Regions from separate parts of the Homo sapiens genome. Here all the other regions are linked to region 2. A link is a contact called in ENCODE Hi-C data. All regions are on one chromosome and are shown on one strand. Each heading gives the region's core, a stretch centred on a gene start or an enhancer-like site at or near the end of the contact. The rest is flanking DNA. Distances are from core to core; before and after follow the strand shown. Region 1 holds the start of LINC01675 (long intergenic non-protein coding RNA 1675). Region 2 holds the start of FAM78B (family with sequence similarity 78 member B). Region 3 overlaps UCK2 (uridine-cytidine kinase 2).

Region 1 (3,059 bases), core at 542-3,041, 320 kb after region 2:
CTGTTTATGCAGCAAGATAGGTCTGTGAAGGTAGATAATTGACTGACTCAGGCCCTTAAATATATAATTCGAGAAATAAATCTTCTGCAAATGGAGGGTGTTCCGAAGGCTTTGTATGTTTCAGAAGGGATGGGCAATGTTTAATTTGTTGTCTTCCATTTCTCATGTCCTCCCCTTGCCTCAAGTTAGCTTCCTGGGAAATTCTCCAAACATCAGTCAGAAGCTGTCCTAAGGTGGCCCTTGGGTGAGCAGGGTAGAGAGTGCTTCAGCCAGCAATCTTTTTTGCTTGCTCACTCAGGTAGGCATCAAGCCAGAAAGACAGGTTGACCCCAACTGTAATGAGCTAAGCCTTTTGTAGAAGCCTCATCTTCTCTGTATGTTTTGTAGCAGAGATGGGCTAGCGTTTTGCCACTACTACAAATACTACAGCCACAAAACCAGAACTCTGATACCAGAAAACTGCTAAAATCAATAGCCTTCTTTATTATAGAGGGTCAGCTTCTGGATTTCCTGTGCATTATGCAGCCATGAGTGAAGCCCAGCCCCATCCTCTTCCAACTTCCCCACCATCTCCCACCGGCACCCAACATACACTCAAGGCTCTGGCCTCCATAGGACAACAGTGACCACCTTGTTGAAGTATATGAGCTGCCTTTCTTCACTTACCTTCTCCCCCGTGGAAATTCTTATTTTATTCAACCGTATATCCTCAGGGCTCAGACCAGGGATTGGCCCATTGAATATGCTCAATTATTGCTTATAGAATTGATGAATGGATAAAGAACATTTAAAAGGGAGAGAGATAGAGAGTAAATCCCAGAGACAGTGCAGGGACAAGAGGTTTAGAGAATTAAAGAATACTAAAGTAAGAATGTTTATGGAGACTACTTAGTTTAACCCATTATTTATACACATAAGAGAACTGAAGCCCAGAGAGATAAAGAGATTTGTCCAAGAATATTCATATGGTCAGCAGTTGTTTACATTTGAAGGGAGTAAATGTAAATCATTTAGGTCTTAAGCCAATTCTTTCCCCCTTCCCTCCCTGTAACCACTGTTTCTCAATGAAGGATGAAGGTCCATAGAATTAATAATTTCATCTATACCACTAATATTTATTGAGCCTATATCATGTGCCAGGCCCTGTTCTAGGATCTAGGAATAGGGAAATACACAAAACCAACAAAAGCCCTTATGTTTCTGGAGCTTACAGATTCTGGCGAAAGAGGTTTATATAAAGTAAAATAGACAATTATATAGTTAGAAGAGATTGTGACATGGGAAAGAAAAGGGCGTAATAAGAAAGAGGAAGAGCAGGGGGCCAGAAAGGGACTTGGAAAGTGGCATTTGAGAAAGAGCAAAGACTTGAAGGTAGAGAGGGTGCATTGGCACTATTTAGGGGAAGGATGCCTAGGTCCAGGGAAAAGCAAGGGCAAAAGCCCTGAGTCAGGAGTGTGCCTGGCATGTCTGAGGTGTGGCATGTTCAGTGTGTGCAAGGGGAAGAAGTGAAGGGTGAGGTCATTGAGAGAGAGAGAGAGAGAGAGCAAGAGAGAGCTAGAGAGCCAGTTAAACTGTGAAGCTCCTCGTGGGCCACTGTAAGCAGCCTGACTTACTCTGTGAGATGAGAAGCCACTGGGAGGCTTTGAGCAGATGAGTGACTTATGAGTTCAGCAGGTAACTCTGACTGCTATGTTTTGAAGAGATTATAGGTGGAAATAAGACGAGAAGTCTTCTCCCAATGGAAGGTCTTTTCTCGATCGAAGGGTTCCTGGTCTCACGGGCTTCCAGGAATGAAGCCGTGGGCCGCAGTGGCGAGTGTTACAGCTAGATTAGAGAAACCCGCGGACCCAAAGAGGGTGCGGTGGCAAGATTTATTAGAGCAAAAGCGAAAGTAAAATGAAAGCAAAAGTAAAGCTTCCACGTGGTGGAAGGGGACCTGGAAGGGCTGCCGTTTTTTTGCTTCTGTCTTATGCTTATGTCCCCTTATGACCCCTCGTCTTTTCCTTTTTCTGTCCTACATAACTAGCTTATTTTCAATCCGCTTGTGGGTTGACGGGCCTGATTGGTTAAAAACATCAGGCTGCAGCTAGAGCTTAAACTCCCTATATGATTGGTTGAGGTTTCAATCCCTTAGCTTGCAGCTGTGACTCATTTTGGCTTAGGGGAAAGTCCCCTTAGGGAAGTTCCTATTGGCCCAGGAAGTCCAGCCAACTTAGCCACTTAGTCCCTCACAAAGGGTGAAAGCAATAGGCCCAGTAATGAGACTGTTGTGCTAATTCAGGAGAGAGAAGATGGGGCTTGGGCAGGGTGGTGGCAGTGGGGGTTGAGAAGTGGTCAGATGCCGCATATTTGTGGAACAGCTGGGAAGATTTGCCGATAGACTGGATGTGAGATATGAGAGAAACAGGAATTAAGGATAATTCCAAGGCTTTGGCCTGAGCAGCTGTTAGGAATTGAGACTGGAGACAGTTCCTCCCTTGGGAGGGAAGATCAGGAGCTCCGTTTTGACTGTTAAGTTTGAAATAACACATTTAAAGGTCTAGTATATAAATCCATATACATGGCAGAGAACTGGACGAGAGTTATTAGTGTAGATGTCGTCAGCATAGGAAAGATCTTAAAGCCTGGTTTAAGACTGGTTACTATCACCAAGGGGTGAGAAGAAGGCCAAAGGGCTTAGCAGTGGGGCTCTCCAACATTTAGAGACTGGGAAATGCAGAACCAAGGAGAGTGAGAACAAACAGACAAGGAGGTAAGAGAGTCAGGAAAATGTGGTGTCCTGGAAGTGCGCAAAGAAAGTACGCCAAGGGGAGCCATTTACCAATGGTGTGAGACAAACATTGCTGATAGGAAAAAAAAAAAAGAGGATGGCTGGGATCTGGGTGTAGACTTAGCAGTGAGGATGTTCTTGATGCTCTTGACAAGAGTCATTTATGTGGAGAAGGGAGAACAAAAGCCTACTGAATACAATGGTGAGAGAAGGAGAGAATTAGAGACAACTATGAGCACCAGCAGTTATTTCAAGGAGTTTAGCTAAAACAGGAGCAGAGAAATTGGGA
Region 2 (3,201 bases), core at 595-3,094:
AGAATTCGGCGGTGGGCGCCAGGGGAATCCCTTCCAGTGCCGCAATTAGGAAAGTTTTAAAAAGTAAGGACCCTAGACAGACAAGAGATCCATCCTTTCCTTTAGCATAAGAAACACCCCGCGCCGCGCCAGCCGAACGCTGCTCGCACAAGGCTATCCGCCCTTCTTGGCCGGGACGCACTCGGTGCCTTCCAGCTCCCCACCAGAACTGGTCCAGGGGGCGCGGAAACAGAGAGGCAACTGTGTCCGGCTTGTGGTTCCAGACGGAAACGCCTCCGGGCTCCCTGGCCCGGGGGACAAGGGTTCGAAACTTCAACAGTCGCGAGGGCAAGGACAGAACTACCAACTCCCGCTCGGATGCCCGGGACCTGCTCTTCCAAGCCCGCTCCGGTTTCTCCAAAGGACGCGCGGCACAGCCCATGCGCCCCCGGCACTCCACTCCACTCCTCTATGGTTTCCCCCAAACTCTTCCCGGGGAGCCCCACAAAGCACAGACGGCGCCCTGAAACTCGCCAGGCACTCGCCAGCCATCCCCACCTCCGCCTCTCGAACCCTCCTTGTCGCGTTCTTCCCGCCCCGCACCTTTCTCCTCGCGTTTCTGGGAAGTCAGAAGCAAACCACGAGAAAATGCCTTCGCAAGGAGCCTCCCTACACCCGCCCTGTCACTGAAACAAAAGCGTAGGGAGGAGGGAGGTGGGAGAGGAGGCGGGAGGAAGGTTTAGAAAGACGATGGGGACAGCAGTAGGAAGGAGCTGGGGAGGGGGGTCAAGGTGGCAAGCAGAGCTGGGGGCCCAGAGTCCGCTCCCGTGCCGCGCGGCGAGTCGCTTACATGCCCAGGTCGCTGTAGGTGTTGAAGAACTCCATCTGATTGCACGCCTGAATCCAGCCCACCACCCAGGTCTCGTGGCGGGGGATGGGGGGCATGACCACGCGGGCGGAGGCTTTGAAGTAGGGGGTCTTGTAGCGCAGGACGATGGGCGAGGTCTCCTCGATGCGCGTGGGGCACTGGTCGATGGTGGCGCACACATCGTACACCACGATGTTCTCGCGCCGGATCCGCGCCTTGCAGGTGATGCTTTGGATACAGCCCATCCTGCAGCCCGGTGCCGGCACGGCGCGGCGTGGGGCAGCGCGGGGGCCCGCGCGGGCAGCCGGGGGCGCCCGTCACGCCGGCATGGCGACGCGCCGCTCGCTCCCGGTCAGACTCAGCTCGCACCTAGGAGCGGGGAGCCGCCGGGCATCCTTGGGGAAGCCCCCTCCTCTTGCAGCCGCGCGGGGTCCCCGCTGCCCCGACGTCCGCCCACGCCCGCCCCCTCGCTCCGGCAGGGCGCGCGGAGGGTGCACTCCTAGGAGGCGGCGGGTGCCCTCGCCGGCTCCAGCGCCCGGGCGGAGGGCAGGGAGGGGAGCGGCGCTGCGAGGAATGGTGCCCACCCCGGGCCGGAGCCCCCCGCCCCTCGCCGGAGAGGAGGAGGCGGCAGCGGCGGCGGCATGGAGCCGGGGGAGGGCGGCGGTGGCAGCGCCCGGTCTGTCTGCCTCCGCGGCGGCAGCAGCAGCAGCCGCCGCCGCCGCCGCCGCTGCATGAACCTCTGCACCACGGCTGCCCCCCGCGTGCAGCGCACCCAGCGGCGGGCGAGCGGGCGGCCCAAGAGGCAGGCGGAGGCAGCAGCGGCGGCGGCGGCGACCGGAGCTCCCGCCGGCCCCGCCCCGTAGCCGGACCACACCGACACTCCTCGGCCCGGCTGCCTCGGCCCGGGGGGCGCCAGGAGGCTGTGGCCCGGGGTGGAGAGCCCCAACGGCTGGAGCAGCACAGGACGTGCTCCGCGGAGGAAACTGGCTGTACGCCATGAGTTTTGTCCCTATTCGGCTGCCGTCCGGGTGGGGGGGGGGTAATGTGTAAGGGTGGGGGTGTTTAAAGGGCCGCTAGCGCCGGGGTGGGGCCCCGCACGTGGGGCTGAGGCGGGGCGGGGCCCTGGTAGGTGGTGCCCTGGGGTGGGGGTGGGGGACTAGGGCGGGCCCAAGCGCCACCGGGTGGGTGAGGCCGAGCAGGGCGCGGCGCTGTCCAGAGTCCAGTGGGGAACCCGGTAGCCCAGTAGGGGCTGTAGAGTGAGTGTTTCGGGCAGCAGAAGGGTTAGGGGAACAGCTTTATCAGAGATTGGTCGTTATTCAGAATATAGCTTGTTGGATTAGATTTAGGCTTGAGCCCTTTTAGTATCCTACCTTCAGAAAGGGTGAAGGGCGGGCTCCAGCAGCGTTACTAAATGCAGTGTATTTGCCTCTTTGCCTGACTGGGTTTGTTCTGGAAGCTCTTCTTTCCACCACTGTGTGTAGTGGGGATACCGGAAGAATCCCTCCGTACTCCAGCACTAAGTCTCTCATATGCCAGAGTTTTGGCAGACATTGGGCATTGTGTACAGTATGACCACGGTCATGTGTCTGATACTGCAGTCTAATGTGCCAAACAGGAAGAATATTTAGCAGATGCTTTTACTAGGCATCTTCTTACATTTTTATTTTCAAAGCCAATAGCTTCTAAGTATTTCTTCTGCGATCATTGAACATTTGCTGGATCTGCTGCCCAAGTGTGAAATACTGACTAACAGGCCGCAGGAGGTGCTAGAGTTAGTCTTTAGCTAGGACAGGTGTGACGAGTAATTTAAAAATTGATTGAGATCTAAAAGCACTCTTCATCCTTGTTTTAACTGTTCTGACACCTTGGTTCACTTTATAGTTAACAAAAAAGCAGTTTTTCCCTTTGATGACTCGTCTCTCTCATTTTACCGTGTAGCCACAGACCTCAATCACTGGTCCTTTCATTCAGCAAAGGCTGACTGCCTGCCTGGCAGGAGCCAAACATAGTGCTAGGTACTAGGGATTCAAAGTTGAAAAAGAGCACATGGATCACTGGAGAAAATAAACCTGTTAACAAGTTATTATAGTAAACTGTGACACCTGCTTTAGTGGGGTTGTGTATCCAGTGCCGTGGAAGGCCAGACATGTAAATCTCTGGCCACATGTAAATCCCTCAGTGGTCAGAGAGCCACTCAGTGGCTCTCTGGCCACTGAGAGATTTACGTGTGACTTTGCTCAAGTAGTGACATTTAAATTGAATACTGACAGACTGTAGAGTCTCACTGAAAAGAGAAAGGTGAATGAGTAGTACAGGACCAGCATTTGGCAAATGCAAAATGCATAGAGATATGA
Region 3 (3,202 bases), core at 500-2,999, 290 kb before region 2:
CTTCTTGCAGTGTGAAAACCCTTTCTCCCGTTGGGCTGTCGTAGTTCATCATCAGTAAAACCTCCATATTCTCAACCCTTTCTTTTGAGTGTCCTTTACCTTTTCTGTCAAAAACTTGCTCTTTCCTGATTTCCCTGTTTTTCCTGCCAAGCCTCAGGAGAAGCTTTTCCCACATGCTGCTTATCTTTGGGCCTTAGTGCCGAGACGTGGGGGGTGGTGCTTCCTTCTTACTTCCTATTTCTTTCAAACCATTCTCCCTCCCTCCCTCCTGCCTAAAACACCAGCTTTGGATCTCACATCACCAGAGCCACTCACTACTCCTGAGCTATTTCTCTGTGATTTTATCTCCTACCTTATTGTCTCTTTCTTTCCAGTATCACTGCTTCCTTTAGTTCTTGGCAATTTCAGTGTAAACATAGGTAATGACTTTAGCCATTGTCTCCCTCTACCTTAGACCTTATCATTACCAGTAATTGCAGTCCTCCATAACCTTAATTTCATGCATCCCATCCTCTGAGGACAACCTTCTATTTTATGAATTTACTTCTCTACTACTTTTATTTTAAAAACAAAAGAGACAGGGGTAGATGGGAACTTGATGCTGCCCTCATAAGCACTGATTCTCTGGGCTCCACAATCACCTGGGCCATTTCCTGGGCCACCCAGCCTGCTTCTTGAGGGAATGCTTTGTGATTTGATTGTTTATAGATGTTATGCTAGACCCCTGTTGACTCCAATAGGGATGACACCATGTTTGAGAGACTGAAGAAAAGACCCGGAGGTATCAAATGAGACATAGGGTTTATTTGGGGGACTCACGTACAGAGCCGTCCAGTGGCAGCGGGCTTGGCAGGAAGCATGCTGCTACCTTTTGTAAAAAACATGTAGCTCATATAGCATTTTCATTTAGCATCCTCCCCCTGGCAGCCTCCCAAAACAAAGGTCTCCATCCCCTGCGTTAAAAGGGATAGGGCAGGGATTTGGATGTCTTTAATAGACAAAGACTGAATCTCCAGGTTGGCCACTCTCAGATTTCTTAGCCTGGAACTCCAAACCAACACTCTTCTCATTCTTAGGATATGCTTCAGTTATGGCTATCAGGTGCCTCTGCCATAAAACAGGAAGATTTTTTTTTTAACGTAAGAATTCCTTTTCTTCCATCTATAGGTTGTTAAAATGGAAGATTTGTTTTACCGAGGACATGAAAGGCATTGCAGTTGCTTGGGCATTCTAGAAGAGGGTGCTGTCCTTTGCCCTGGTGTTTTCTTAGGTGGCTGTGGCAGGAACACTAACTCTTAAGGAAATGGATGCTTTTTCTTTCCTGGTACATAATGTATGAACACTAGTGTGTTGTTTTCATTGTGTAGTGTGGTTTAATAGTATGATAATGTAGTTTTGTGCCGTTTTATAGACGTGAAGAAAATAAAACTAATGGGCATGAATTGATGAAGTTTTCAACTGAGTTACCAAAAAAAAAAAAAAAAAGCTTCCTAATGGACTTTCCTGGAAAGATTTGTCTAAATGAAAATTTGGTGGATCTTAAAGAAGAGAATAATTTTTATTGAACATATAGTTTGTGCTAGCCACTATCTTAGGCATGTAGCTTATTAACACTTATGGCCCATTTGTGGAACAGGTATGGTTACCTGCAGTTTAAAACAAGGATGCCAGTGTTCTAAGAGGTTGAGTTGCCCGAGATATCACTGGTATGTTAGAGTCAGGAATCAAGCCAGGTCCTGTGTGCCCTGCCCAGCCTGACTTTAAAGGACTATGTAGGGAAACTCTCTGAAACCACATTTTTCCTTTACTCTCACACCACAACAGTTAACACGGAAGACTTCTGTGACCGATTGTGGTGAGAGAGGGGGGATTTCCTCACACAGCAAGGCACAGACACCAGTTGAGTGTCCTCCAATTTACTTGCTACACTATTTACCTGGAGATAGTGTCAAATCCCACAGGTTGGAAACTCAAGTCTCTAAAACTGCCCCTGCCCCCTGCAGACATGCAAACCTGAGCCTCTGGAACTTCTGATTGATTGACTTCAAGTCGAGGTTCCCATAACCCCCTCTTAGGGTTTGATTAATTTGCTGGAGTGGCTCACAGAACTCAGGGAAACACTTATGTTTACTGGTTTATTATAAAGGATATTTTGCAAAGGACACAGATGAAGAGACGCACAGGGCAAGGCATGGGGAAAGAGGTGCGGAGTTTCCAACCCCTCCCTTGTGTGCCACCCTCCAGGAACCTCCAGGTGTTCAGCTATCCGGAAACTCCCTGTACCCAGCTTTCTTGGGTTTTTTGGAAACGTTCCTTCCTACAGTGCTTAGCCCTCTCAGGGGAGGGTTTGAGACCCACAATCTGAAAGGTGGGGAAAGATTAGATTCCTGCCTCGGGCCAGGTGAAAGGAAGGCAGGAAAGAGATTCTGTTTCCTGACCCAACATTATCACAAAAGACTGTAACAAGGGCTGTGGGAGTTATGGACCAGGAACCTGGTTGAAAACCATTATAAATCATAACACCACAAGGACCTATATTTTGCTTTTTAGGACATTGTAGTAGGTGGGTAGTTTTCATCCTCTTGCTTTTTAAAATCTATCTTGCCCAGAAGTTTATTGGGCATTTCTATGGAAACACAACACCTCTCTTAAATGGCAGTTTCACACATCTGCAGCCTAGTAATTGCTACTCATTTTGAAGACCCTGAAGCACACCACTGGATCTGGAAGTGACATCTTCGTCACCAAGGAAACAGTAGATTAAGTCCTGTGCTCAGTATAGTTTTACTTCTGAGTATTTAGTAAGTATGATAAATTATTAACCAGGATATTTGATTAGGTAGACATGCCTATATTCCAGATAGCAACAGTTTACCATTAGAGCAAACAGAAAACACCAGGAAAAATTCTGCAGGACAAGTTTGTAAAATGCAATGATACATCTTTATGACATATATCCTCTGTAAGGAGATAAAAACAATGTATGTACAGGAGTGTACATAAATAAAAGTTGAAGAAAGTACATCCTCTGTGATTTAAAAAAAGAAATTCAATATACCCATTAAAAAAGTGACAGGTGTATTAGTTTTCTATGGCTATAGTAACAAATTACTACAATCTTGATGACTTAAAATGACAGATTCATTCTCTTATAGTGCTGGAGGCTGTAAGACTGAAATTTAGGTGTGGGCAGTGTTGGCCT

What was found. A loop is a pair of places that touch in the nucleus more often than their neighbours do. Pooled maps may share reads with other maps.
Region 1: a loop to region 2 is called in a map of B cell, with 5 times the contacts of the local background. The contact joins the promoter of LINC01675 here to the promoter of FAM78B in region 2. A Hi-C loop is called at or near these places in 2 of 168 maps with a recorded cell type or tissue (B cell and naive thymus-derived CD4-positive, alpha-beta T cell), 24 of 37 single-sample maps with no recorded cell type and 13 of 50 pooled maps.
Region 3: a loop to region 2 is called in a map with no recorded cell type, with 4 times the contacts of the local background. The contact joins the enhancer-like site here to the promoter of FAM78B in region 2. A Hi-C loop is called at or near these places in 7 of 37 single-sample maps with no recorded cell type and 4 of 50 pooled maps.

What each region holds. Positions count from the first base shown.
Region 1 is chr1:166,488,248-166,491,306 of GRCh38, forward strand. LINC01675 (long intergenic non-protein coding RNA 1675) reads right to left here and starts at 1,792. Exons shown (of 3, transcript NR_146890.1): 1 at 1,614-1,792. RefSeq lists an enhancer at 1,795-1,964.
Region 2 is chr1:166,165,157-166,168,357 of GRCh38, forward strand. It overlaps FAM78B (family with sequence similarity 78 member B), which reads right to left and starts at 1,845. Exons shown (of 2, transcript NM_001017961.5): 1 at 830-1,845. The coding sequence starts at 1,092. LOC112268276 (a long non-coding RNA gene) reads left to right here and starts at 721. Exons shown (of 3, transcript XR_002958633.2): 1 at 721-898. RefSeq lists enhancers at 712-1,614, 786-955, 1,056-1,105 and silencers at 1,496-1,555, 1,596-2,085.
Region 3 is chr1:165,873,571-165,876,772 of GRCh38, forward strand. The region is part of intron 1 of UCK2 (uridine-cytidine kinase 2); the gene reads left to right. Among named protein-coding and RNA genes, the nearest start is that of MIR3658, 33 kb to the right of the region's middle. Within about 2 kb of position 1,750, at least 2 of the 41 ENCODE cell types and tissues checked have a DNase peak (open chromatin) inside an H3K27ac peak, as active enhancers do.